Linked DNA regions of Homo sapiens: region 2 is linked to region 1. A link is an interaction called in ENCODE POLR2A ChIA-PET data of the cell type or tissue named here. Cell type or tissue: PC-9. All regions are shown on one strand. Links, peaks and the distances in the headings refer to the core of each region. The heading gives the core; the rest is flanking DNA. Region 1 overlaps PLAC1 (placenta enriched 1). Region 2 overlaps HPRT1 (hypoxanthine phosphoribosyltransferase 1).

Region 1 (15,679 bases), core at 4,831-9,830:
CTATTCAGATCCTTTGCCCATTTTTAAATCAGGTTATTTATTGATTTATTTTGCCATTGAGTTGTGTGTGTTCCTTACATATTTTGGATATTAGCCCCTTATTAGATATATTATTTGCAAATATTTTCCCCCAATCTGTAGGCTGCCTTTTCATTTTGTTGATTATTTTCCTTGCTGTACAGAAGCTTTTAGCTCGATGTAGTCTCACTTCTTTATTTTTGCTTTTGTAATCTGAGCTTTTGGTGTGATATCTGAAATATCATTGCCAAAGCTAATGTCAAGGCGCTTTTCTGCTAGGTTTTCTTCTAGCTTTATGGTTTCAGGTCTTATATGTAGGCCTTTAACCAATTTTGAGTTGATTTGTATGTATGGTATAAAAGTCTAATCTCATTCTTTTGAATGTGGATATCCAGTTTTCCCAACACCATTTGTTGAAGAGATGCCCTTTCCCCATGGTGTCTTCTTGGCACCCTTGTTAAAAATTAGTTGACTGTGTATGCTTGGGTTTATTTATGGGCTCTCTATTCTATTCTATTGGTCTATGTGTTTTTTTAATGCCAGAGTTATACTGTTTTGATTACTATAGATTTTTAATATAATTTTTTTTAAGAGACAGGGTCTTGCTCATCACTCAGGCTAGAGAGCAGTGGCAAAATCATAGCACAGTGTAACCTTGAACTCCTGGGCTCAAGTAATCCTCCTACCTCAGCTTCCCTGGTAGCTAGAACTACAGGCATGCACCACCATGCCCAGCTAATTAAAAAAATTATTTTGTAGAGACAGGATCTTGCTGTGTTTCTGAGGCTGGTTTCAAACTTCTGGACTCAAGCTATCCTCCCACCTTGGCTTCCCAAAGCGCTGGAGTTACAGGCATGAGCCACTGGACCACCTGCCTGTAATATAATTTGAAATCAGAAAGTGCCCCCAACTTTCTCTCTTTTTCCCTCTCAAGATTGCTTCACCTTAGCTGGGCGCAGTGGCTCACGCCTGTAATCCCAGCACTTTGGGAGGCCGAGGCAGGCAGATCACGAGGTCAGGAGATGGAGACCATCCTGGCTAACATGGCGAAACCCCATCTCTACTAAAAATACAAAAAATTAGCTGGGCATGGTGGCGGGCGCCTGTAGTCCCAGCTACTCAGGAGGCTGAGGCAGGAGAATGGTGTGAACCCGGGAGGCAGAGCTTGCAGTGAGCCGAGATTGCGCCACTGCACTCCAGCCTGGGCGACAGAGCAAGACTCCGTCTCAAAACAAAAAAAACAAAACAACAAAAAAAAATTGCTTCAGCTATCTGGGGTCTTTTGTGGTTCCACACAAATTTTAGAATTGTTTTTCTCTTTCTGTGAAAAATGCTGCTGGAATTTTGATAGGGATTACATCAAATCTGAATATCACTTTTTTTTTTTAGACAGAGTCTCGCTCTGTCACCCAGGCTGGAGTGCAGTGGTGCGATCTCGACTCACTGCAGCCTTCGCCTCCTTAGTTCAAGCTATTCTCCTGCCTCAGCCTCCCAAGTAGCTGGGATTATAGGCAGCCGCCATCACGTCATCTACAAAGGCATAATTTTACTTCTTCCTTTCTTTTCTTTCTTTCTTTTTTTTTTTGGTGGGGGGGTGGGGAGACTGGGTCTGGCTCTTTTGCCCAGTCAGGAGTGCACTGGCACGTTCTTGGCTCACTGCAACCTCCACCTCCCGGGTTCAAGCGATTCTCGTGCCTCAGCCTCCCAAGCAGCTGGGACTACAGGTACAAGCCACCATGCCCAGCTTATTTTTGTATTTTTAGTACAGGCAGGGTTTCGTCATGTTGGCCAGGCTGGTCTCGAACTCCTGAACTCAAGTGATCTGCCTGCCTCGGCCTCCCAAAGTGCTGGGATTACAGGCATGAGCCACCATGCCTGGCCTACTTCTTCCTTTCTTATTTGGATGCCTTTCAAAAAAGGTGTGTGGTTGCTCTGGCTAGTACTTCCAATACTATGTTGAATAGAAGTGGCGAGATTGGGATCCTTGCCTAGTACTGGATCTTAGAGGAGGAAAAGCTTCCAGTTTTTCCCCATTGATTATGATGTTAGCTGCAGGCTTTTCACAAATGGTCTTTACTGTGTTGAGGTAAGTTCCTTCTATACTTAATTTGTTGAGAGTTTGTATCAACAAAGGATGTTGAACCTTGTCAAATACTTTGTCTGCATCTATTAAGATGATCAGGTGGTTTTTAGCCTCATTTTGTTAATGAGGTGTATCACATTGACTGATGTGTGTATGTTAAACTCACCTTGCATCCCAGGGATAAATCCCACTTGGTCATGATATATAATCTTTTTGATGCATTGTCATGGAATTCTTGCCACACCAATCTGACTATATAAGCCTTTCCATGTGCCCAGCTCTGTGCTATATTCAGTTATACTCAATAAACTCAATATTCAAAAACGAATACCCAATAAACATTTCCTGCTAACACACGAATTTTACTTATTTACAAACCACTGCATTTTCACAAAGTCCTTAAAACTTCTGGACCTGCTTGTATCATTGCTGCAATAAGTGGCTTCTCCAGCACCTGCTCTGCTTACCTCATATGGCTGTTTTGAGGATAAAATGAGAACAGGGATGGGAAGGCCCTTTGGACACTATTATTGCTGCTGGGTCAAAGCACCGACTGGAACTTTTGAGCTGATGTGACTGCACCAATTGTTCCTCCCTTTTCCCTACATAGAACTTCTGGGTTTAATAGTCAAACATGGTTTCAGGGCTCCTCAACAGTTTCTAGCAGAGTACAAGTGTTGAACAGGCCAAACCCTATGTTTTGAATAAAGTGACAAAGGTCCGACTGTTTTTGTTCCCATGCCCATGGATGGACCACTGAGCATGGCCCCGGGCAGCAAGGTAGCTCCCAGACAGAGCTATCCATATCCTCAGGAAAGAGCTTTGGATCTTCTTAAGAACTTGCTTATCAGCACAGGTACCATTGGCATTGCTATTTATTAAGCACTTACTATGTTTCCAGCACATTATATACATCATCTCACTTTTTTTTTTGAGACAGGTTCTCACTCTGTTGCCCAGGATGGAGTGCAGTGGTGCGATCATGGCTCACTGTAGCCTCAACCTCCCAGGCTCAAGCAATCCTCCCACCTTAGCTTCCTCAGTTGCTGGGACTACAGGTGTGCACCACCATGCCTGGCTAATCTTTTATTTTTATTTTTATTTTAGTAGAGACGTGTTTTCGTTATGTTGCCTAGGCTGGTCTTGAATTCCTGGGCTCCAGCGATCTGCCCACCTCAGCCTCCCAAAGGGCTGTGATTACAGGCGTGAGCCACCATGCCCAGCCTCATCATCTCACTTATAATCCTCACAACAACCCTGTTATTATTCCCATCTGCCAGATGAAAACTGAGGCTCAGAGAGATTAAGTGACTTTCCCAAGGTCACAGAGCTCTCTGATTCTAAAGCTGAAGTCATGCAACAAAGATGTCTGCCTTATAGGCTGTACTCTGGGGTTGACAACTGAGGACAAGGAATTAGAAATGTTATCAAATAATACCTTATTTTAGTCTACAACAATTGCCATTCAACTCCTATTAGCATGGTTAATACCCTGCAAATACGACAGAGAAAAAGTCAAAGCTTGGCACTATGTCCCATGGGTACCTATCCTTCAGAGGCAGCAGAAGGAAGAGAACCAGACCATGCAATTGACAGAGACAAAGCCACCTTCTTAAAAAATTGCAGTTGAAGCTGCATACTTTAGGACTCACAAACACAATTATAGTTCCACCATTTTTTTCACCCAGTTTTTCTTCACCTTTTTGGGTGTTAACCCTTTTGAGAATTTGAGGAAAGCTGTAGATCCTCTCAGAAAAGTATGTAAAAGCAAAAACACAATTCTGCACATAGTTTCAGAAAAATTCACCCAGCTTCCCATAGCTAGTCCAAGAGCAACAGACCCCATGTTTAAAACTCCTGCATTAAGAAAACCTAATTCTGGCTGGACGCGGTGGCTCATGCCTGTAATCCCAGCACTTTGGGAGGGCGAGGTGAGCAGATCACGAGGTCAGGAGTTCAAGACCAGCCTGGCCAACATGGTGAAACCCCATCTCCACTGAAAATACAAAAATTAGCCAGGCATGGTGGCATGCGCCTGTAATCCCAGCTACTTGGGAGGCTGAGGCAGGAGAAGCGTTTGAACCTGGGAGGCGGAGGTTGCAGTGAGCTGAGATTGCGCCACTGCACTTGAGCCTGGGTGACAAAGCAAGACTCCATCTCAAAAAAAAAAAAAAGAAAAAAGAAAAGAAAAAGAAAACCTAATTCTGTGTTTTAGAAAATGATAAACTAGAGATCAATGATTTCTTTAAATAACAAGCCGATCTAGGGCACAAAAATAAGGATTTGCTTTATGAAAATTTTGTTTTCAATGTCTAATTGCCTGCATGAGGTACACTTACAATGAACATATCTCTATTTCCCTAGTGCCCCATGCAATTAGAAATGATGATGGCACAGACGACCATCATAACTGTCCAGAACAGAAAGCTGGAAACTATAGGTACAGTAGGCAGTAAGTTTTTTGTTTGTTTGTTTGTTCATTTGTTTTGTCACTGGAGGGTGGACAGTGACTCATCAGATAGGAATAGCTTTACTGGATGGGGACTAGACTATATGACTTTATTAAACAGCACCATTCAGTATCATGAGTCAAAGGTTCTAAGACCCATGTAAACCTGGAGAAGACTCAGACCACAAGTCTGTTCCTGCTAAACAGCTTATGGCTTCATGAAAGGCCAGACACCTGATGGGACAAACTAAGTAGATACTGGCTGACTTACTTGAGTCTACAGTCAACCTTCTTATAGTGGCCCATGTTATTTCAAATAGCAACTGTTAGTTCCTTGCCAACTAGAGGTCCCATTGTTCTTTTACAAAAATATTAGATAATCCAAACCCAAGTCATTCCAACACCATTTCCCCCTGGCCTCTTGTATTTTGAGTTGACAAGTTCTTACCATAATCTTCAATAGCATTGTTAGTCCTAGCCTGATATTTCTTCTTCTAAGCCCACTTCCAGTGTTTAAGCCCTCATATAAAAGGTGCTTAGTTGTAAGTCATAGATCCTATGTGGTGGTCCTATAGAACTTTCTTCTTTAAAAACCTTTTTCATCTGAAAGTAAGAGGTTGTGTGGTACGTTAGAAGGAGCACTGCATGCGGAGCCCCTAGTTCCATCATCTATTGCCTCTCCACCTCTCCGATACTCAATTCCCTCTATCAGACAGGTGACAGTCCTTACCCTGCCTATCTCACAGGAGCCTCGAAAGATTCAAATAAGATAGTGAGTATACAGATAATGTATTAAGCGTAGTGTTAGAAAATGAGAACTCATAACCATTATTTCATTTAAGCTTCAAACCAACTCCATGAACTACGCAAATCCTTACCATTCTGTCATATATTAATTCACTTTCTTGACATATTCATTCATATATTCATTGCTTTCTTTTTCTCTCTCACTCTCACTTATTCAGAAAACATTATTACTAGGCACTATGTGTAGCTAAAGTATTTACTGAATCAGAAACAGGCTTAGAAAAGTAAGATAACACTTCAAAGCTTACACTTCTTGGGTCACCCTTCACACCCAAGGGAACTGGGACACTCCCTCCTTCCTTCTCCCCTCTCCTCTTGCCAGACCAGTTTGTTTTCCATTACTCCACATTGCCTGTTCCAGAACATTTCCCCCATTAGATGAAGAAATTTTTACTTGCTTATGAAAAATAGATCCTTGGCCAGGCGCAGTGGCTCATGCCTGTAATCCCAGCACTTTGGGAGGCTGAGTCTGGCGGATCACTTAAGGTCTGGAGTTCAAGACCAGCCTGGCCAACATGGTGAAATCCCATCTCTACTAAAACTACAAAAATTAGCCAGGTGTGGTGGTGCGCAACTGTGATCCCAGCTACTTGAGAGGCTGAGGCAGGAGAATCGCTTGAACCCGGGAGGTGGAGGTTGCCGCGAGCCGAGATCGTGCCACTGCACTCCAGCCCGGGCAACAGAGCAGGCTCTGTCTCAAAAAAAAAAAAAAAAAAAAAAAAAAAAAGAAAAGAAAATCCTCGGTCTTGTTTGAGACCTCGGAGGCAGTTAGTCCTGTTTTCTCCTTGTGAGCATGAGGGTGAGGCAGGCCTCTTGGACTTGAATCCTCAATGACTGAACTGTTTGAGTTGTATATGGCTTTCAGAATATGGCTGAGTATGTTCACTCTCTCTTTTTCCCTGCTGCCCTTTTCTATTTTGCAAGTTGTAAATAAAATCTGTCACCCCCAAATGCACCAGGTGTCTTCCACTTTCTAATTGAGCAAGGCAGACTCTTTTCCAGCCAACAGTCTTAAAATATTTACCCAAATTTTGGGTTCACTGGATTACTGCTTTAAGCTGGTGAGCAACCCAACTGAAGGTCAATGTTTGTTTCCTGAAGTTGTCCAATGGCCGTGTGGTACTCAGACCTGAAAATGATAACGTTACTCCAGATTGCAAACTCCCCAAGGTGCATCCTGGAGATGGAAGCCAGCCCACAATATTTTCTGATCGGTCAGCATAAGTGATCCTCTCTTTTGAGTTCAAGGTGGGCTCAGAATTGAAACTGTCTTGAGATAAAGCAGATCAGCCCCAATTCACCCCTGGGCTCTGAGCAGAGGAATGTGAAAGGCCCCTCCAGTCAGGGAAGGCATCTGCTCCGCTTGGCTTTGGGCTGTATCAGTTGGCAGATGAAGCTCTGTGCAAATGCTGGCCAGACCAAAATGGTGCCGAGACAGCCACAATGTTGTTTAGAAAAAAGAAAGGAAACATCTGCAAATCCTGCCTTGGTGCTGAGCGGGGACAGCCTGCTGCTTTTCCTCATGGGCCCACGGTGGGCTACCTCCTGACTGATCAGAAGGGTTCCCTGAAACAAATGCATTTGAAAGATATTTTCCATCCCCCTCCTCCCCCCTCCACAGGAAATTCTTGTGTTTAGTCATCCTTACTACATGGGCTGAGTCAGCAAGCTCTGCTTTAACCACAGCTGCTTTCAAATGGTAAGTTAAGACCAGTTAGTTGAATGAGGAGGCTTGGCTGAAACACTTTGACAGCTGGAGCTCCAAAATCGGATGGGTAAACTAGAGGAATTGCAATTTGGATACTGCTCAACACCTTCGAGTCCTTCTGGGTGGGCCTCAGTTACTTTTTTAGTACATTGATACCATGGAGCATTCCAGAACTAGAAGGGACAGCACTTTGAGTGCCTTAAGAGATAACTAAGGTGCAGTGGCAAGCTGTGTTGGCCTAAGATTTAAATCCTGGTCCTGCTAATAATTTGCTATATGACTATAGGGCAATTATCTCCTCCCTCTGTGTATTAGCATTCTCAATCCTTAAAATAGAGGTTTGGATATGATGACCTCTAAGGGTTCTTCCTGCTCTGGTGGTCTATGAAACAATCTAGGACAGATGGCCAGCCACTCTTTTCCCAATTTACCAGGGGAAGACACTACATAACCTGTTTTGGGAATGTGGCCCAGCATTTTATCTGTGTGTGGTAAAAATGTCTTCCCTGGGTCTAACCACAATCTGTTTTCTCTTGTTTGGGCCTCTGTAGACATGGAGCACCCTCAGGGAACATTCTTTTCTAAAGATCCTTTGTCAACTACAAGAGCCTTCACGTCTGAGCTCTGTTAAATCCTCTGCAATGGCAGACAATTGCTTATTGCTGGGGTCTCAATGAGCACACTTTCCCTCTCGTCAGATAGTTTTTCATATTTTTGGTCATTATCACTGACTTGTGAACCCAGGGACACTAAGGCTGGGCTAGTTGGACAGTAGCTCTATAGAAAAGGGAAAGTCATCTATTCCAGAGCAGATACAAGTTGTTCTCACAAAAGTTGTCCTAGACCACAAAGAGTCTTGGACACAAGAGGGAGGATGGCCCTGTGGAATCCAACCTTTCAACTCCTGGATCCATACTTGGACATTTGAGCCCAATGGACAAATAGTTAACATTTGCCGAGCACTTAATATGTGTGTGCTACACGTTGTTCTAAGCACTTTACATGCCCACGTGATCTTATCTAATCCTTGCAACTGTACTCTGCAGTAGTGTGATTATTATTCGTATTTTACAGATTAGGAACCTGAGGCACAGAAAGGTTAATTAACTCACTGGAGGTAAACAGCTAGTAAGCACTCTAATCCAGGAATGCTAGCTCAGGGATCTCTGCTCCACACCATTATGCTTCTGAGTGGGGCCAGCTGCATGGGAGGACTGAGGCTAGTACTGATGATTCTGGCTCCTGTGAGGGACAGCCCGCCCCACATGCCGCATGTGCCTGCATCTCTTGTCAGGTGTTGGTTCCTGCCCTGGTTCCCGTGGCATTCTGTGCCCCTTCTACATAGAAAGAAGCTTCCTCGTGCAGAGCTGCAAAGTGTTGACTTTACAACACCGGAAATGGGTCATGTTTTCCTTTTAAAAGGGAAACACAGGGAAAGAACATTATATAAAATTAGTTTCCCCAAACTAAAGAAAGAGTTGGAAAATAGCCACATTCCTCTCTGCTGATAAGTGCATTAGATTTATCAAGTGTCAGAGTTTGGGGAGAACTTGTAGCTTGTCTAGTCCAAGTCCTTCGTGTTACATATTAGGAAACTGAGGCTGAGAAAGTGGTATTAGATACATGCAGATCGAGGGCCAGGAGAGCTCTTAAAAGGTTGGGAAATGGACAGAAATGACACAGACTAATTTATAATTGCCCTTTAAGCCAACCCTACAAAGGAATCTGAAGGACGGATTCATCCACACTGGAGCCACTTTTTCCAGTGGGCTTCCCCAACCCCTTGCATAACAGGGATTCCATAAGCATGAGCTTCAAATGCACTGAGATAACACCCAGCTACCACATTCAGATGATCAAGGTCCATGGCTAAACGGTAATGTTCCTATAACCTTCCTTAACAGCAAACCTGCTTTCAGAATAGATCCCACATCAACAATCACAAAGGACTTTGGAAAAAGCCACTTCTGTTGAAAAAGAAGCTGATCAACCACTGGACTAATGACTGTGATACAAAGAAAAGATACCTCTCAAAGCCTACTATAATGAGAGCAGAATGGAGCCATCTTACTTTTCAGTATTGAATGTGCAGATGTTACTGAAATATTTTCAAGCCAAAGGCTTGTAAAGTATTACTTTAAAATAAATTATATGATAGTATAAATTTTCACTGATCTTAACACAGGAGTCAATATAGAAAAGCTAGAAGAAGAACCTGGGGCTTTGTATGTGGTTAAAACTGCCCAGGAATTGGCCCAGGGGAATAGTATCTTAATGGCTGTTTTCAAAGAAAGATCCTCTTGCATTCCCCAGTGTCAACCCACAATGTATTTTCCAGTATCTTCCTCCTAAACTCAGAAAAAAGGTGTCAGCATTTAAAAATACAAAGTACACAATGGGAGATCTTGCCTAATTTGCCTGCTAATGAAGCAGATAGATAGATGACAGATAAATGATAGATAGATAGATAGATAGATAGATAGATAGATAGATAGATAGGAGAAACCTTATTAAGTATCATGTCTCCTAGGTGCAACTACAGCTAGACTCAAACAGATCTTTAAAAGATCCACATCGTATTTTGGGGCATGATCTATTACAGCCTACTGACTTTCCCACATAGAAAGTCAGCCACATACCATCTTACAAATAACCAAATGAACTCCCCTTCATTTTATATGATAGCTGAAGCCTGATTACCTTTCATAATCAGCCAATATCTTAATTCATCCCAGGTTGCAGCTGGGCTCCAGGAACATGGAAGAAGCTTGGTTTAGGAGGGAAGGCAGAGGGTGAGAGAAATGGGGTATATGTGTACATGTGCATGGCACACAGAATCACTTTTGAAGATTTTTATAGGTAGTCAGTACTTCTAAGCTAGAAAAAACCTGCCTTTGTAGTGTTAGGGGATGACATTTCATTGCAAAAATAAATGATTTGGTCATTACCATTTCATGGTTGCTGGCAACCACCCTCCTCTGCTTTCTAACAATTTCCATTTTAGGCACTGACAAGCCCTTCAAAGTGATTCAGCCAAATATCCACCCAAAGTTGCGTATTTGGCAGTTTCAAACTGAGAAATCTGGGTCCTCTGGGCAAAAATGTCAGAAAGGGCTCCCTCCTTCTTTGTCAATTGTGAAACAAACAGATCACCATGAACAGTCACTGGGGGCTCCTTGGGCAGCCATGCCGAAGGAAAGGGAAAGAACGGAAGTTGTTGGCAGGGGCTGCTTCCTTGGCTTCAGTTTTTGCTCTCTCTCCATTGCTGCTTGCACTTTTCCTGAAGGCCAGCACTGCCTCAATCTTTAACCCTAACCAAGGCGAGGCACTGCTTTTCCACAGGCAAGTGTCCCCTGCAGAAAGAAAGTGATGACCAGGAATGGAAATCACTGGGAAATGGGTCTCGGAGGCTGTAGGGTTTAAGAATATTTTGGAAGCTCACCTCATCCAACTGGCTGAAACTCGCAGGCTATCACCATGCATCCTCACTGGGGAACTTTCAGGCTGGTCTCTGGAACCCATCTGGTCCTCTGTGCCCTGAGCAACCACAAAGCCTAGAGCACTTTGGTTTGCACAGTGAGGAGCAAAAAGTGGAGCAGATTTCAGGGAGCCTCCTGCCTGACCAGCGACTTCAAGAGCCTGAATCCCAAAAGTGCTTTCACACACGTTCCCTTCAGCCTGAAAGGTGGCTCCCTTCTCTTTATTCAGAACTCACTCTAAATGCCAGGCCACCATGGCGACACCATCCTGACCCTTAGTCCATGCCCCACCTGTATTTTTTCTTTTGCCATCTGTAATTCTATATTTGTGTGTTTACTTGCTTTTCACTCACCTTGCCTATGAAACAGTAAGCTCCCTGAGGGCAGGGGACACTTCTGTTTTGTTCAACAGTTTACTCCCAGTGTTTATCAAAGTACCTGGCACATAGTAGATGCTCAGTAAATATTTGTCAAGTGAATGAATAAAATAGTGGTATTCTGTACCTAGTTCATTTTGTGGAAATTTAAAAAGTAGGCCTATTGTCTCCACACATAGGTCTCTCCAATAAAAGCTTGCATTGGATTCTGTTGTAACCCATCTCTCTGGGAGAGACAGCTTGCCTCAGCTATCTTCTCTCCCCATCTACTCCCTTCTTCTTACTTGGCTCATGACACCCAGGATCTGGCACCAGGGCCTGGTAGCTTTTTGGCCAGAGGCAGTTAGTACTGGGGAGGTGCCAAGCAGAACTGGCTCTGCTAGCAGTGAATCAAACTTATCACTTGGAGGGACAGACCATTATACTTCATAATAACACTTGAGTTTACCTTCCCTTCCCTTTGGGAGCTGTTTTAAAGAAGTTATTTAAATCCCCTAACTAAAAACAATAGCCAACCTTCTCAACTACAAACAAAATCAAGTTGTTATTATTATATCTGAAAATTGCCCTGTATTCAGTTTGCCAATCTTCCTCCTAGAAGCCTCTCAATAGGCTGTCTATTAAATGACAGCCACACAGGAGGATCACTTGAGCACAGGAATTGGAGGCTACAGTGAGATATGATCACACCACTGCACTCCAGCTTGGGTGACAGAGTGAGACCCTTTCCCTTAAAAAAAAAAATGACAGCCACAGCTATCCAGCTGCTCAACACTTCAGCATAGTTCCCCTTCCCTCAAAATTAAGTAATGAAGAGAGATGAGTTCCCAGTTCTCCATTTGAAAATGGTTCCCAAAAGGGTTACTGTGTCTTCTGTTCCCTTTCTTCCTGTAATTAGCTTCGACAACATTGATGTTGTTTGGTAGGAATGGTATGAAAGGCCTTGTGCTTTTTGATTACACTTTTGAATGATGACCAACTAATTTATTTCTGCTATAGTATATCTACCAAGGAAGGTTCCCTCCCACACCCCTAATTTAAAATAATAATCACTCAACTATGAAAATCTTCCCGAAAAAGTCTATCAAAATTTAAAATATGTTTCTTTCAGGCCAGAAATTCCACTGATTGGAATTGATCTTATATACATACCAGTATACAAAGATATACGTATATCCAGCATGCTCACTAGAACAGTGTTTGTCGTAGTAGTACTCCCACAGATTGAATGCCTAAGCAGTCACAAAAGGTACAAGGCAGATTTATATGTCTTATCATAGGAAGATCTCCACGATATCCTAAATGGCAAAAGCAGATCCTGGCACAGTAAGATCCTATTCGTCTTTGGAGTCTGTCAGTTTCTCCTTCCAGTTCTATTTCACAGAATTCTTTATTTTCATTCCCTTTCATTGGTTCTGCCTCCTAACTGGTTCCTTGGTCCTGGGGCCTATCTTTCCAGTTCACTTTTTCCACCAGCCAGAATGAACATTCTAAAATACCACTTTTGTCAGAGGGAGAGTCTCAAGCAACCAAGCTGTCCCAATTACAGAGGCAGGATGGGGGAGTGTTTCTGTGCTCTGGAATTAAGGGAGACCTGGATTTGAGGGGAGGTTCCACCACTGACTAGCTGTCTGACTTAGGGAAGATGAGTTAACCTCTCTGAGCCTTGGTTTCCTCATCTGAAAAATGGAGGTAGTGCCTACATCACAACTGTAGGATGAAATAAAAAAGGATGAAATAAAGGTAAAAGGAGGAAATAAGAAAACCATGTAAAGAGCTCAGCATGGTGCCTGGCACATCGTAAGTGCTCAATAAATGGTAGCTATTATTAATGTTATTATTAAACCAAGAATTGGTTTACTGGAAGCATTAAAATGCTTTTTAACTTCACAACACCTTCAGAATAAGGTTTGCACACTTCCTTCACATTTACTGGGCATCCCATATCCACTGTGTATAGTAAAGCTGCTTTTTTCAGTCTGTTTTTCCTGATAATCACTGCAAAGGCTGTGCATCTCTCTTGTACTCCAGAATCTGATGAATGTGTCTAACTCCCCTGGATCCACGACCTTCAGGAGTTTCTCTATATACTTTGATTATATGACATCCCTTCTATGCCTTCATCTTCCCCAACTATTTTGCTTTAATCTTTCCTGCCTGGCCTTGTAAGGCAGCTTCCCAATGCCCTTGACCCTTTCCTGGTTTCGTCAAGACCTTCTTTGTGGCTGCCTGTTTGGTGTTTCTCTTTTTTGGATTGGGTGACTGTTTTACTCCACTAATTCTTTAAAATGAACAGGGCTGTTAGCTGGTACTGTGGAATGAAAGGGCATGCCAGTTTGGTGTTTCTTGTAGAATCCTAATGTTATGCCTGTATTGTGAAAGGGCAACAATGTTTTCTATATTCCATTTTGATTCTGCCTCTTTCTTTTAGTGGGTTCCCTGAATTCTGCCTGGAGATGAATTTCCTCTATGACCCTGGGCATGTGTAAGAGACTCCTGTGCCTGTTTCCTTATCAGTGAAGTGAGAATGTTGGATCATAGTTTCTAGTATGTCTTCCAGCTCTGATGTTAGGTGTGGATGGAGTACTGATGGCAGACTAAAGTACTAAAGTCCTCTCGTTATATCCACCCCCATACTGGGGCTGGGCTGGTTCAAGTTGAAATTAGCTATTCTGTGGGACAGTTTCATTTATTTCTAAGAGCCCATCTTTTGAAAATTCCTCTAATGTCCACTAAATATCAAAATAATTGATTTTTCCATTTTTCCATGGCTCACCACAGCTTCAATTTCCAAGTCCCACTTACATTGAGAAAACCCCTGCATGCTGAGCTCCGGTTAGATGTGATGGCAAATAACTTTCTATCACCACCTCTATCTCAGTAATTCTCATCCTCACACATGTACATCCCTTGGTCTCTTACAGGCAAATGCTGACTGGTTGATTATTTGCACTGATGATTGCAGCATGCCCTCACTTGGATTTTGCCTCCAAAGTATTTTTATTGAGAGTTTTTATATTAAACATACAGTAAGTCCCAAGCTTGATTTTTAACTGATCCCACATGAAGGAATGATTTTCAACTCAGAACACATGAGGAACATCTGTTCCATTTATTTGAATTCAGGCGGTCCCATTATTATTATTATTATTATTGAAGCTGACTGTTGAGTATCAATATTTGTCTCTTTCAGTTCCATTGAACTTTCCTGAGTGCCGCTCCCATTTGTGAATTTTTAAAACATATATCCTGAAGTCTTTAAAACAGTGGAACAACTCACATTTTCCTTTTCCTTTTTCTTGAGTTTTATTGCAGAACTTGGGTCAAGCCCTTGTGATTTCTTGTACATGTGGTTGGGACATGAGAGTCCCTGTCAGATGCAGCCAGAGTCACTGCTCAAAAGTCCAGACATGAGGTGCACAGCCTTTGAGGCTGCTTCATGAAGGCCACCCCAGACCTTTGACACAATCCGATCTTCAGTCTTCAGGGAGAACTTCACTGATCTGGGAATTCACCTGCAAACTGGAGGTAACTGAGCTGAGGTGTAGCTCTTTGCAGCCTCTAGATGTGTTTGGACCAAAAATTCTCACCTTTGATGTCAGGACACGTTGGTGTTTGATAATCAGTTATTATTTCTTTCTTTCTTCCTCTTCTTCCCTTTTTTTTTTTTTTTTTTTTGAGACAGAGTTTCGCTCTTGTTGCCCAGGCTGGAGTGCAATGGTGCGATCTAAGCTCACTGCAACCTCCGCCTCCCAGGTTCAAGCCATTCTCCTGCCTCAGACTCCTGAGTAGCTGGGATTACGGGCATGCGCCACCATACCTGGCTAATTTTGTATTTTTAGTAGAGACGCGGTTTCTCCATGTTGGTCAGGCTGGTCTCAAACTCCCGACCTCGGGTGATCTGCCCCCCTCGGCCTCCCAAAGTGCTGGGATTACAGGCGTGAGCCACCACGCCTGGCCTCACTTATTATTTATTTCTAATAATCAAATACCAAAGCTTGCATATGATTTACTTAAAAATAAATTTGAGCAGATTCAAAGATTTCTCTATAAATAACTCTCACTAACATACCCATATGCTTTCATGAGTGGGAGAGAAGGAGGTGGGGTTATATTCAGCTCTCTGGGAACTAAAGAAAACTCTGGGTGTGCCCAAGGGCATATGAATACTAGGGGCACTCATACCAGGCTACTAGCCCTGCCAACACATGGGTATTTTCACAAGGGGCTCATGAGATTATTCCCTTGCCTATGGGGTCTGTCACAGTGGGGATTTAAGGGCGGGCAAGATGGGGCAGGCAGCACATACCACGAAGAGAGTATGTTGCTTCTAAGTAAGTAGACTGGCTCTAAGTAGGGCTGAATACATGATAAATAATGGAAGGACTTGAGTTGGAATCTTAACTACTAGTGCGATCTTGGCCAAGCTACTCAATTTCTCTTAGTCTTGGACTACTCATCTTTGAAATGGGAACATTATTATTATCTACTTTAGAGAGTTGTTGTGAAGATTAAACAGAATGGTGCAAATCAATCACCCAGCATGTGCCTTGATTAAGCTAAGTATTCTAAAAAGCAGTAGCTGCTGCACCTGAGGAGGAATCCTCATGTCTATTACAGTGGGTACTCAAAGAATACTGGCTTGACAACAAAGACCACATACTGTATGATTCCGTTTGTATGAAACGTCCAGAATAGGCAAATCCACAGAGACAGGTAGCAAATTAGTGGTTTCCGGGAGCCGGTACAGGGAGGGGA
Region 2 (14,221 bases), core at 329-5,328, 120 kb before region 1:
TATTTTCCAACTTGTTCAAATTATTACCAGTGAATCTTTGTCAGCAGTTCCCTTTTAAATGCAAATCAATAAATTCCCAAAAATTTAACTGCTTTATGAATTCAATTTAAAAATCCTTAAAATAAGTCCTGTCTCTTTAAAAAAACCTATGCATAGTTATCATTTCTCTACAAATTAACCTAGTTTAGTTTTCTGTTGGTTCCATTTTCCTTGTTTGTTAAGTTTTAGTAGCTAGTTTAATTGTAATCTCAATGATTATGTGGTAGAATGGGTTGGCGGAGCTACAAAAATTCCTAGCTACTTCAGAGACATTAAATTTCAGACACATGGTACACTTTATATTACATTTTACTATGCTAAAATAACACGGCTTTCTTTTGGAATTCTGTTCAGTTTTTCAGATTGTAATCTCAGCTACATCTCAACAGATTGTTCTCAGATATGTCCTATTACCTTCTTTGTGTAGATAGTGCTTTATTGACTAAGAACAATGACAACAACACCTTTTGTTTTCTGGGAATAGGAGAAAAGTTTTAAGCCAAAACTCTTAATTGCTTATCTGCTCCACGTGAGGTATGAACTATCAAACTTAGGAGCCATCTAGCTTACACGTGTTCCTTAAAAAGTTTGCTGTAGGCCGGGCACAGTGGCTCGTACCTGTAGTCCCAGCACTTTTGGGAGCCCAGGGTGGGGGATCACTTGAGCTCAGGAGTTCAAGACCAGCCTGGGCAACATGGCAAAACGCCATCTCTACAAAAATACAAAAAAAAAAAAAAACGCTGGGTGTGGTGGCGCACAACTGTAGTCCCAGCTACTTGGGAGGCTGAGGTGGGAGGATTGCTTGAGCTTGGGAGGTGAAGGCTGCAGTGAGCCTTGACAGTGCCACTACACTCCAGCCTGGATGACAGAGTGAGACCCTGTCTCAAAAAAAAGAGTTTGCTGTAATTCCCAGCAACAAAGTAGGAGACTCAAACTAAATAATTTTCTATAGTCCTAGAACTTCTTAGTTTACAAAACATTTTTACTTCTGTTATCTCATTTGATCTTCATACCCATGTAAGGTTGAGGTAGATGTTACCACATGTGAGTGCAATATCCAGAACTCCTGAATCCCCTTCTTCCCCTAAAATGTCAGCCCGCTGAGGTCCACTTGGCTACCCTCTTGAATACTGCATCCAGCTTCCCACTGCTGAACCTCTTTACTCTTTTTTTTTCAGTTGCACTTACCACCTTCTAGTAAGTTGAACCATATGAAATTACCATTTTTGCAGGTAAAAAATGGCCGGTGATAGGCAGTTTGGCGTCGTATAACCCAATAACATGTTATATAATTTACCCACAAGTGGTGGGTTGCTATGTCCTGGAGGAGTCAGCTTCAGACTCTAGCTAAATGATTGTATAACCTTGCAGCTCTCCCCTAAGTGAGGAGGCAATGTTGAAAGTCCCATGTCTTATCAGAACCAGGGAGGCAGATGAGAAACTGCCTTATGGCAGCTCCCACAACATAGGGAGGTGGGTGACAAATGGCCTTGGGACAGCTTCTTCCCAAGACTGGTTATGTTACAGTGTTCCTGGGAGGATCACATGGCATTCCTCCAAGATGGGTCAGACTGCTGTTGGCCTTGTCTGTGTGGCGTATGTGAAGACATTCATGGCAGAGCTGTTCCCTTAGAAGCATCTACTAAATTGATCTTTTCCTTTCTTACTTACTGTCTGTCTCCCTTAGTAGGCTGTCAGCTCCGTGAGTGCAGGACCTTGCCAGTCCTGGTCACTGCTATATCCCCAGCACCTACAAGAGTGCCTGGAAAATTGTAGTGCTCAATAAATATTTGTTGGATAAATGATAGAATGATAGGAAGTTAAAAAGCAATTAAAATACTTGAAAAGAAGCAAAACATTTTTCATGTTAAGCAAAAAAAAAAAAAAAACTTATTAAGGATAGCTAACATGTATTGAATTCTATATGCAATGGAATGATACTTAGCGCCTTTGAATCCTTATGATAACCCTATAAGGTAGGTTGTTTGGGTTTTTTTAATTGTCCCAACTTTACAGATGAAGAAGTGCAGGTCCAGAGAGGTCACATAATTTGCCCAGGATCACACAGCTAGTAAGTAGCAGATGAGGAATTTGAACCCAGGCAGTTGTATTCCACCATCTGCCCTCTTAGTTCATTGCCACTTAACCTATAATGCCCAGCTCTTGTGTAGAAATTAATACACTGATAACATAGAGGAAAACATTAAGCTCATTGAATGTAATAAGTCCAGATGACTTGTACATTAAACACAGCTTTTTGAGGTCACAGCTGATCTCTAAGAATGTAAACTGATTTCCTCTGGCACTAAAAAGCATTTTCAAAGACTGTTAAGAGAGTTTCTCCAACATTCTCTTCAGATTTTTCTGCTGGCTTATTTTATGATTCTGTGGACAGCTTCAGACAAAATAACTTTCTGGTATGAAGGATTGTGTTTACTCTGCTTTTTTTTTTGTTGTTTTTTGGGTTTTTTGTTTTGTTTTGTTTTGTTTTTGAGACAGTGCCTTGCTCTGCTGCTGCCCAGGCTGAGTGCAATGGCATGATCTCGGCTCACTGCAACCTCTGCCTCCCTGGGCTCAGGCCAGGTGTATGCTACCACTCTCAGCTAATTTTTAATTTATTTTTTTAGAGATACGGTCCCACTCTGTTTCCCAGGCTGGTCTCAGAACTCCTGGGCTCAGACAGTCCCCCGCCATGGCCTCCCACAGTGCTGGGATTACAGGCATCAGCCACCATGCTCAGCTTGTTCTGCCATTTTCAAATGTGAATTTTATAGACACTTTAAACCACTTGAAAGAGTGATGATGTTTTAATGATTTTCATTATTATTTGCAACTTCAAGCATTAAACACTGCCAAATTAAGTTTCAAGTTTTCTCTTTACACAATATGGATGTACTTCATAATGGACTTCCTCATCATGATTAATGAGTGAAGTGACATTCAAACTTGGTAGCTTTTCAGTAGAACTTCCTTTCCCAACATTTTTTCTGTTCCTTTAATTATGGCAATATCTGAGAGCTCTGAACATAAGTCAAAGGTTTGATTATTTTTCATGTGGCTTCCTCTGCTTGGAACTTTCTGCCCCGCATCTTCCCGTTGCCCCCTGTGTCCTCTTGTCATGCCCCTACCCTTTTTTGAGTGTGTCTATTTTCTGGCACTACAAGACATAACAGGCTCATCTTGTGTTTTCCCTACCCTGACCCAGAATCAGCCATTACTTCAAGGAGCCCTGGTTCCATTATTGGAGAATACTATTAGAAACCAGGATCTGGTGCTAGGCATGCTCATTTCTATTGGAGTGTCATACAAACAATTTGTAAATTGTTTGTAGGTCCTCCCAGTGGATAGGATTAGGAAATAAAACATGCATACTAACCATGCATACACACACATCTACGTCTATTTCTGTATCTGTCTGTATACATATTAAAATAAACATGGGTTGATAACTAATGTTTCTGCTGTAATCCACAGCCTTCATCCTAGCCTGCCACTCTTCTTCTTTTTAGCTTTTTCAACAGTGGGAAATGTGGCTCTTGTTATGTACACTTTATTCACTTATTTGTTTGACCCTAGTATCATAAAGTAGTTCCGTATGCCTGTAACAGATCGACTAACTAGAGTCCATTATTTGCGGAAAGATCTTTTTGTCCGAAGCGTTACCGCAGGGGTGTCCAATCTTTTGGCTTCCCTGGGCCACACTAGAAAAAGAAGAATTGTCTTGGGCCACACGTAAAATACACTAACACTAACGATAGCTGATAAGCTAAAAAAAAAAAATCAAAAAAATTTCATGATGTTTTAAGAAAGTTTACTAATTTGTGTTGGGCCACGTTTAAAGCCATCCCGGGTCGCAGGTTGGACAAGCTTGCCTTACAGTATCCAGTCAAAATAATGTTTTCCAAAATTACTTCTTTTCTTTTTCATCCCTTTCAGTGTGGCCGTTATTTATAATGCAGTTTGGTTCATTAGTGTTTTTATTACAAATACACCCTCAGCCTTCATATCCTAGTTTTAATGAATTATTACGGTGAAACATAATAAGAGTCAGAGCTATACAGAAAGGTCTACTCAGAGGTGCTTTGTTCCCTCCTATTCTGTTCCCACTACTCCTACTTTCCACTGACCCTGTAAGCATCATATTTATTTTTAATGGCAGTTACATTTTTACCAAGTGCTTACTATCTGTAGGCACTTGGTGTGTATTGCTTCTTTTGGTGTTCACAGCAACCTCTTGAGGTAAGCACTATTATTATCCCCCCTTTTTCTTTTTTCTTTCTTTCTTTCTTTTTTTTTTTTTTTTTTTTGACAGTCTTACTCTGTTGCCCAGGCAGGAGTGCAGTGGCGCAATCTCGGCTCACTGCAACCTCTGCCTCCCAGGTTCAAGTGATTCTCCTGCCTCAGCCTCCTGAGTAGCTGCGAGTACAGGCACAAGCCACCACGCCCGGCTAATTTTTGTATTTTTAGTAGGGATGAGGTTTTGCCATGTTGGCCAGGGTGGTCTCGAACTCCTGACCTCAGGTGATCTGCCCGCCTCGACCTCCCAAAGTGCTGGGATTACAGGCACGAACCACTGCACCCGGCTATTATCCCCATTTTTTAGATGAGAAAGCTGAATCCCAGAGAGCATAAGAAGCTTGTCCAGAGTGACATCTCTGATGCATAACCAGTACTCAAACCTATTTTTCTGACACCAAGGCCTGTGTGTAAACTGTAAAGGGGCTGCTTGGCACCTACTTTCCTAAAGTTGTCCTATCCCTTCTCTGTCTGGGTCTTCCTGAAGCTTGGCACTTCTGAAGTCACCTCTCTGAAAACATTCTGGTAACTGTTAAATCCCTTGTTCTAGCTATTCATGTGTTCTGTGTGGTTAAACAAGGTTCACAATGGGCCACCTGGCCTTTGGAACTTGGGTGAAGAGGCTGCCTTCAGTTGATCCTCCCCACTCCCATTTTCAAAACATGGGTTTACATGAGTTATTTGTGAATTAGGAAACATAACCATGTTTTGAGCCTTCATAGAAAACAAACGTCTGGGGTCATACAGGTTAAAAGGAGTAACCAAATTCGGCACTATCATTGTTCTATTCAGTAGACAATTCTGGGGCCTTTCTGTGTCTCAGGTTCTGTACTAGTTGTTTCAGGACTTTGGGATAAATACAAACTATCCCTGCCCTCAGGGGGCTTAAGGTCAGGTGTACAAGTGACTCTAATGTGAGGCAAGGCTGGATTCAGTGCTGCATATCTAATGCTATGGGAATTCAAAGAGGAAGTGATCAGAATGAGAAGGGAGGGATGGATCATTCCAGGAGAAGCTTCAGGGAAAAGCAACATTTAAAATGAGACTTTTGAGAGTGAGGGAAATTTGGACAGGTGGATATAGAGGATGCAAGGCTAGAGGAAAGGTTTTAGCCAGAAAGTCTGCTTGGGCAAATGCCTGGGTAAAAAAAGAAAATCCACTTTGGGAGGACAAGGCGGGCAATCGCCTGAGGTCAGGAGTTCGAGACCAGCCTGGCCAACATGGTGAAACCCCGTCTCTACTAAAAATACAAAAATTAGCTGGGCGTGGTGGTGGGTGCCTGTAATCCCAGCTACTTGGAAGGCTGAGGCAGGAGAATCACTTGAACCCAGGAGGCAGAGGTTTCAGTGAGCCGAGATTGCGCCACTGCACTCCAGCCTGGGCAACAAGAGTGAAACATCTAAAAAAAAAAAAAAGAAAATCACAGGGCAGTGTGGGGAATGGTGAGTATTCTAATTTGGTTGTGGCAGAGAGGATGTAGAAGGAAGTGATAAGAGAGAAAGCCGGATAGGAGGGCCTTTGTGCCAGTTAGGATGTTCTAGACTTCCAGCCAGGTTGCCCAGCTCAAACTGGCTTAAACAATGAGGGGGTTTATTGGCTATGTAATTGGGAAGTGCAGAGGTAGCTCAGGCCAGATCAGTTTGATCCACTGCTCCATTATGATGTCAAAGACCCATGCGATTTCCACCTCATTATTCTGCTGTCCATAGAGCCAACTTCATCCTAAGGCCAGTCCTTGTGGTCAGACAAGGGCTGCCAATAGTAATCTGGGTGCAAGTTTCTTTGAGAAAATCTTTCTGTGTCAACTCTCTTAAAAGGGGTGAAAAATCTCTCCTTAAGTCCCACTGGCCAGAATGGGCCCATGCACCCATTTCTTAACCAGTCACTGGCAACTGGGGGTGGGATTGCCGTTTGCCCAATCAGGTCCATTTCTGGAGCTAAGATTAAACTCCATTTCCCTTGGGACACATTGAACAGAATCAGAATTCGATGAAGAAGGAAGAAGCGGAGAATTGGTTTGGTGTTGGGTAGGCAACCAAAAATAACCTCTGTTGCCTCAAGTGCCAAGAAAGTGGTGTTTTGTGCTTGTTAGGGTAAAAATGGGGATCATGGAAAATATTTTAAGTTTCATAGACCAAAAAATATTCCAGTGTTTCATCAAATCTAAGAGGCTATCAATTATAAGATATACCATTATTTTATGTACCACCAAGGAAGAAAAAATGCTGCCAGTGAAGTTAGGATGTATTGCAGGTTGGGTTCTCTGGGAAGCAGGCTGAAAAGGAGGTGAGAATGCAGGACATTTATGGGAGAACACCCTTGGGATTAATACTGGAGGAGGAGAACCAAGCAGGGTTGGTGGGGCACAGGGAGAAGTTGGGATGCCATGCAGTCACAACAAAGGCCTCAGCCAACCCCACGGGGAGCTCGAGAAGCTGAGATGGCCCTTCAGTGTTGCCCTGCCTTGTGGTGAGTGAATTGGGTCTTCATATCCCCATGTTGACTGGTCATTGGATGTGGGCTCCCTTAGGAATGGGCATCTCTTCAGCAGAGGTAGCTTTCTTCAAAAGAGGTGATTCCAAAGAGTCACCCACTCACTGAGGGCTGTCTGCTGGCAGCATTCTCAGCCACTACTCAAAGATGACCTGTCCAGGAAGGGGAACCTAGGTGGCATGACACATTGTCTATTACAACATGCTACTGATTATAAGAGCCGGGAGGTGGGGGGCAACACAATGTCTGAGATATTAAAATGGAAGTCTCTTAGAAGAAATGGATAATTCTATAATTATAGTTAATCAGAAAGGGGAAGAAGTGGGGAAATGGACCAAGGGCCTGAGAGAGAAAACAGACGCAACAGGCCACTAGAAAGATAGGACACTGGAGGGTGGGAAGCCCTAGCAGTTTCTTCCAGGGTGGGCTGGGCACGGTGGCTCATTCCTGTAATCCCAGAACTTTGGGAGGCCGAGGCGGGCAGATCATTTGAAGTCAGGAGTTGGAGACCAGCCTGGCCAACTCCTGTTTCACCCTGTCTCTGCCAAAAATATAAAAAATTAGCCGGGTGTGGTTGCATGCGCCTGTAATCCCAGCTACTTGGGAAGCTGAGGCAGGAGAATCGCTTGAACCCAGGAGGCAGAGGTTGCAGCGAGGAAAAATCGTGCCACTGCACTTGAGCCTGGGTGACAGAGTGAGACTGTCTCAAAAAAAAAAAAAGTTTCTTCCAGGGTGGCTTCTGTGCCAGAGTCAGGTGCCCCAGCTACCTCTAATTTATGGTCCTCCTGCACTGGGAAACAGATTTTCTACTTTTGGTTTCATGATAAATAACATTTCCCCCTGATTTTAAAAGTTATGGATTTGGCTGGGCATGGTGGCTCATGCCTGTAATCCTAGCACTTTGGGAGGTCAAGGCAGGCAGATCACTTAAGGTCAGGAGTTCCAGACCAGACTGGGCAACATGGTGAAAACCCGTGTCTACCAAAAAAAAAAAAAAAAAAAAAATTAGCCAAGTGTGGTGGTACATGCCAGTAGCCCTAGCTACTCAGGAGACTGAGGTGGGAGGATTACCTGAGCCCAGGAGATCAGGCCTGCAGTGAGCTGTGATTGTGCCATTTTACTCCAGCCTGGGTGACAGAGTAAGACCCTGTCTCAAAAATAATAGTAATAGGCTGGGCGCGGTGGCTCAAGCCTGTAATCCCAACACTTTGGGAGGCCAAGGCGGGCGATCAATTGAGGTCAGGAACTCAAGAACAGCCTTGCCAAAATGGTGAAACTCCGTCTCTACTAAAAATACAAAAATGAGCCGGGTGTGGTGGCGCATGCCTGCATTCCCAGCTACTCAGGAGGCTGAGGCAGGAGAATCGCTTGAACTCGGGAGGCAGAGGTTGCAGTGAGCCGAGATTGCACCACTGCACTCCAGCCTGGGTGACAGAGTGAGACTCCATCTTAATAATAATAAAATAATAAAAATTTTAAAAAGTTATGGATCTGGATGGAGGGAAATGGAATGTATAAAAGAAGTAAACATACACAAGAAGATACAAATACAGAATAAAAGTAAAATGCAACCATCATCCCACTACCCCGATACCAGGGTATCCGTTTTTACATCTTTTCTTTCATTCTTTCTGTCTTTATATAATTGTATAAATGCTGCATAAACCTCCTCTTGCCTGCTGCCTCCTCAAAGACCTCCCTCCCTCCTTCACTGCCCTTCTGCTCCTGGAGAGCCACCCTCTCTCCATTTATCCTTCCTATCAGCTTCAGGTTCTTACCATGTTAACAAAAAGAAAATCTTATAAGCCTGTCACTCTCTACATACGCCGCACCTCCTTTCATTCATAGCCTTTAAAACATATATATAGCAGTTATTGTGGTTATTTTTCTGTTCACAAAATAAAAAAACACTCTTTCTAGAAAACTGGAATATAGAGGCAAGCTTTTTTTTTTTTTCAGACGGAGTTTCGTTCTGTCGCCCAGGCTGGAGTGCAGTAACGAAATTACAGCTTACTGTAACCTCTGCCTCCTGGGTTCAAGATATTCTCTTGCCTCAGCCTCCTGAGTAGCTGGGATTATAGGTGCCTGCCACCACACCCGGCTAATTTTTGTATTTTTAGTGGAAATGGGGTTTCGCCATGTTGGTCAGGCTGGTCTCGAACTCCTGACCTTGTGATCTGCCCATCTCGGCCTTCCAAAGTGCTGGGATTACAGGTGTGAGCCACTGCACCCTGCCGAGGCAAGATTTTTTTTTTTTTTTTTAAGAAAACCCAGTTATTCCATTACCCAATGAAACTCTAAACATGTTGATGTACATCCTTCCAAAATTTCTTTTTATGACAACATGCTTTTTATTTTTAATTATTTTTATTTTATTTTAAGGTCCGGGGTACATGTGAAGGATGTGCAGGTTTGTTACATAGGTAAACGTGTGCCTTGGTGGTTTGCTGCACCTGTCAACCCATCACCTACGTATTAAGCCCCACATGCATTAGCTATTGATCCTGATGCTCTCTCTCCCTGCTGGCTCCCCAGCAGGCCCCGGTGTGTGTTGTTCCCCTCCCTGTTTATGAGAACACTTTCTTGACATAAAGATTTCATTTATTCCCATGGAATTCTAAAGGCTTTTCATACTTGTGAAGGAATAATAGTTTAGAAATAAACTGAACTTTAAAAGATACCATTTTGAAAAATAATATACAGCCATCAAAAATTATATTTATGGGAACTATGCAATAATATTAAACTCTATCATCTGTTGACTGCCTCCTATATTCCAGAAACTTTACATACACCAATTCTAATCCTTACAAGAACGCTGTGTAGGCTTTAGCATTAGATGGACCAGGTTTCACCAACTGTATGGTCTTGGATAAGTACCCAACCTCCTGTCCCTAAGTTTCCTCACCTGTGAAAACACGGTTTCTACCAGCTTTCAAATAAGATGATCAATATAAGGCACTTGGAACAGAACCTGACACATCATAAGCACTCTATAAATGTCTATTATCACCAAATAATTCCAGGTGCCTTGAAAATTTAAATGAAAAACAAAATCAAACCATGACAATACTAGAAGCAAATTTAGGTGAACACTTTTCTAATCCGGGGGTGGGCGGGGGCTGGGGGGAGGCAGGGAGAAGACCTTTTTTTTTTCTTTTTGAGATGGAGTCTTGCTCTGTCCCCAAGCTGGAGTGCAGAGGCGTGATCTCAGCTCACTGCAACCTCTGCCTCCTGGATTCAAGTGATTCTCCTGCCTCAGCCTCCCGAGTAGCTGGGACTATACAGGTGCACACCACCACGGCCAGCTAATTTTTGTATTTTTAGTAGAGATGGGGTTTACACCCTGTTAGCCAGGATGGTCTCAATTTCTTGACCTCGTGATCCCATCCGCGTTGGCCTTCCAAAGTGCTGGGATTACCAGCATGAGCCACCGTGCCCGGCTGGGAGAAGACCTTTCTAAGCATGATACCAAAGGCAGAGACAATAAAGGCAAAGAATTGACAGAATTCACTATCCGATAAAAATCACTTCTGTGGCCGGGCGCGGTGGCTCACACCTGTAATCCCAGCACTGGGAAGCCGAGGTGGGCGGATTGCTTGAGGCCAGGAGTTCAAGACCAGCCTGGCCAACATGGCAAACCTCCTGTCTCTACTAAAAATACAAAAAATTAGCTAGGCATGGTGGCATGCCTGTAGTCCCAGCTACTCAGGAAGCTGAGGCATGAGAATCACTTGAACCTGGGAGGTAGAGGTTGCAGTGAGCCAAGATCATGCCACTGCACTCCAACCTGGGTGACAAAGTGAGACTCTGTCTCAAAAAAAATAACAATTAAAATAAAATCACTTCTGAATGGTGGAAAGCACCACAAAGTTAGAGGTCAAGCAATAATTTGGAGAAAAGAATTAGTAATTTGTTGGACAGACAAAAGACTTTTTTAATATAACAAAAACTTTAAAAATTAAAAAAATACACATTCGAGGACATTTTCCTAAAAACACAGGCAAAGGACATAAACAGCAAAGCAAGAAGACAGCTTGATGTGGCCATTTTATCCAGGGGGACATTTTGGTGAGCCCTATGGACACAGCTGCCATGATGCCAACAATGTGACAGCTGTCCCCTTCAAAATGCGTTAGCCCCAGCTCTTCCTCTCCCCCAACCTCCAGTCCAAAGGACTTGCACTTTCTACTTTACTCCTTTCTGCATTGTTTAATTTTCTTTTACAAATATGTTACTTGTCATCAGAAAAAATAAAGAAATAAATAAACTGTTAGAGTGTTAGCCCCTTAAAGGGGAGCAAGAATCACCTTTCTAAAAGAAAGTTTATGTTAAATATAATATTAGCATATGTGAATCCTGAGAGAAAAGTTAACAGTTTAGTTGAGTTATTTCCTCTGTAGTCTGGAGCTAAAAATAGGGAATCTTATTCTGTCCTAAATCTTTTCCTTCCTCCACCCAGTGTCTGTCTGGATCGAATTCATTCATTCACTCAGTAGGCACTCACTCAGCCAGGCATGGTGCTAGGCCTCAGGACCTCGCTGTGAACCAGAAACTGTCCCTACCCCCATGGTGCAGGCATTCTGCTTGGGAGTTGGAGGAGGAACAGGTAAAAAATAATTAAATATTCAGGTTAACGATATATTGTCAGGTTTGAGGATTGAGGAAAGGGCGCAGAGAGTGGCAAGGGCTGCTGTTTTAGATACAGTGGCCAGGAGGCCTCCGATGAGGTGACCTTTGAGGAGAGACATGCAGGAGATGAGGGGACAGTGAAGAGGATTTCTAAGAACACTCCAGGCAGACAGAACAGCGACAGCCAAGGCCCTGAAGTGGGTAGGGGCCTGGTGTGTGTGAGGAACCTCAGGATTGCCATCATGGCTGGAGCAGAGACATGAAGCAAGAAGGCCATGGAGATGAGGGCAGGGAGATCCCGGAGTGGGGAGATCAGATGGGGCTCTGTGTATCATGCAAAGGACTTTGCATTCTGTTCCAAGAGCTGGGAAGGTTGACATAATTAGGAAAAAAGCCCAGAAAAGCAGAGGTATCCATTTTTCATGGTAAAGATGATAATTTCAATTAAAACACGATTCCTGGATATATGTAATTTGTAGGCCAAATGGTGCCCAATCCCTACCTCCCTCACCCCCTCACTTCCCTATCCCTAAAACCTGTACCTCAACTCCCGTTCGTAAGTGATGGGAGTTAGGAATAGAGAAATCTCCCGGTTGGGTTTTCTGAGCAAAGAGGTAACATAGCAGCTCTGTTATTTCTTTCACGTCTCCAAGGGAACCATGACTCACCCTTAGCTATCCCCCGGGAATGTGGCCCTCAGAGTGTTCTTTTACTGATTCGTGATTTTGTTATGTACACCTGGAGTGATGGAACATACCATACCAGCTTGTCAGGGTTGCTTTGTGCAAAGATCGATGACGTGTGTGAACCCGGATCCATGCTTGGGGTCCTGAGTTTCAGGTGCCATGGCCAGTTGCTAGCAGGTTGTATGTGTGTGACCAGCCCCTATGTGAGTCTCTCAGACCCTGAAACTCCAAACAGGCTTCCCTGGGCAGAGACATTCTGTCCATGCTCTGTGGCTTGCTGCTCGAGAGGGATAGATCACATCCTGTGTGGCTTCTTCTTAAATGAAGAAGGACATTGGAAGCCTGTGCTGGGCTTCTCTGGACCCCCCGATGTATATGTATGTATATTAAAGAGAGACCAGGGTCTCACTCTGTTGGCCAGGCTGGTCTTGAACTGCTAGCCTCAAGAAATCCTCCCGCTTTGGCCTCCCAAAGTGCTGGGATTACAGGCATGAGTCACCATGCCTGATGTATATATTTTTCCAGCTCCCTTCTTTTCTGTATCATTTGCTATTACTACCTCTTAGCTATTAGTATAAACTGATCTTGAGTTGTGTAAATCTTTCTGGTGATTCACTGTGATGGGATGATTGTGTCCTCTCAAAATTCCTATGTTGGAGTCCTGACCCATGGTACCTCAGAAAGTGACTGTATTTGAAGATAGGTCTTTAAAGAGGTCATTGTAAATTAATTAATAAGGTCATTAGGGTGGACTCTAATCCGATATGACTGGTATCCTTATAAGAAAAGGAAATTAGCACACAGACACACAATCAGAGGGAGAAGACAGCCAGTCATCTACAAGCCGAGGAGACAGACCTCAGAAGAAACCAACCCTGCCTGCACCTTGATCTTGGACTTCTAGTCGCCAGAACTGTGAGAAAACAAATCTCATGTTTAAGCCAGAACCTAGCACGTGGTACTTGTTAAGGCATCCCTAGAAAACTAATACACTCACTGAATGAGGCAGGTAGCTGTTTCTTTTATTTTTTGAGACAGAGTCTCACTTTGTCTCCAAGGCCAGAGTGCAGTGGAGCGATCACAGCTCACTGCAGCCCCTGCCTTCCAGGCTCAAGCCATCCTCCCACCTCAGCTTCTCAAGTAGCTGGGACTACAGGCATGCACCACCACGCCCAGCTAATTTTTGTATTTTTTTTTTTTTTTTGTAGAGACGGGGTTCACCGTGTTGCCTAGGCTGGTCTCAAACCCCTGAGCTCAAGCAATCTGCCCTCCTTGGCCTCCCAAAGTGTTGGATTTACAGGCGTGAGCCACTGTGCCTGGATATGGTAACTTTTTCATATGCTATTTGCTTGATGATTATTTTTCTGTTTCTGATATAATGCTTTTTATTAGAGAGTTATCTGTTTGTTTTTATTTTTTAATGTTTGAATTTAAAAAATTAGTATAATTTGCATAATTGAAAAATTATATTTGAATAATTGAAATATATTTGTATAACCTTAAATTTAAAAACTATGATAGCGTATACAGTGAAATTTTCCTCTCATCCCTTTTTTCCATTTAACCAGTGCACTTCCCAACAGCCAACAGATAATTTTAGTTTCCTCACTCCCTGAGCTATTTTATGTATATGCAAGTAGATATGTACATACATATTTCTGCCTTGTAACACAAATAGTAGCATACTATACAACTGCTCTGCTTCTTCCTTTTTTTAGCTAAGAATATTAAAAGAGTGAAAAAGATGTACGCTAACAAAAATCAAAAGAAAACTAGAGTGACATTATAAGAACTGATGATGTAGATTTCAGAGCAATGATTACTGCTAGGAAAAAAGGGTCATTTTACATTGATCAAAGAGGTCAACTCATCAGGAAGACATAATAATCCTAAACACTTATGTACTTAACAGAGCATCAAAATACATGAAGCATAAATGAAAGAACCGTGGGAGAAAGTAGACAAATTAATGACTGTAGTTGAAGATTTCAGTATCCCTCTATGAAAATCAGGGTAGTACAAGTACACAGAAAATTGGTAAAGATATATGACTTGAACAACATTATCAACCAAAT

What was found. ChIA-PET counts read pairs that join two places held together with the same protein. Peaks named below come from ENCODE experiments on the same cell type or tissue, not always from the same donor. Only the 100,000 strongest peaks of a DNase experiment are listed, where the experiment ranks them.
Region 2: POLR2A ChIA-PET joins it to region 1 with 5 read pairs; 2 of 35 experiments call an interaction of 5 or more read pairs at or near these places.

The regions. Positions count from the first base shown.
Region 1 is chrX:134,615,390-134,631,068 of GRCh38, forward strand. The region is part of intron 1 of PLAC1 (placenta enriched 1); the gene reads right to left. Among named protein-coding and RNA genes, the nearest start is that of PLAC1, 35 kb to the right of the region's middle. In PC-9, for the core only: no CTCF peak of the experiment used is centred there; DNase peaks (open chromatin) are centred at 5,662 and 7,022.
Region 2 is chrX:134,500,581-134,514,801 of GRCh38, forward strand. It overlaps HPRT1 (hypoxanthine phosphoribosyltransferase 1), which reads left to right. Exons shown (of 9, transcript NM_000194.3): 9 at 1-88. Among named protein-coding and RNA genes, the nearest start is that of MIR450B, 33 kb to the right of the region's middle. In PC-9, for the core only: no CTCF peak of the experiment used is centred there; no DNase peak of the experiment used is centred there.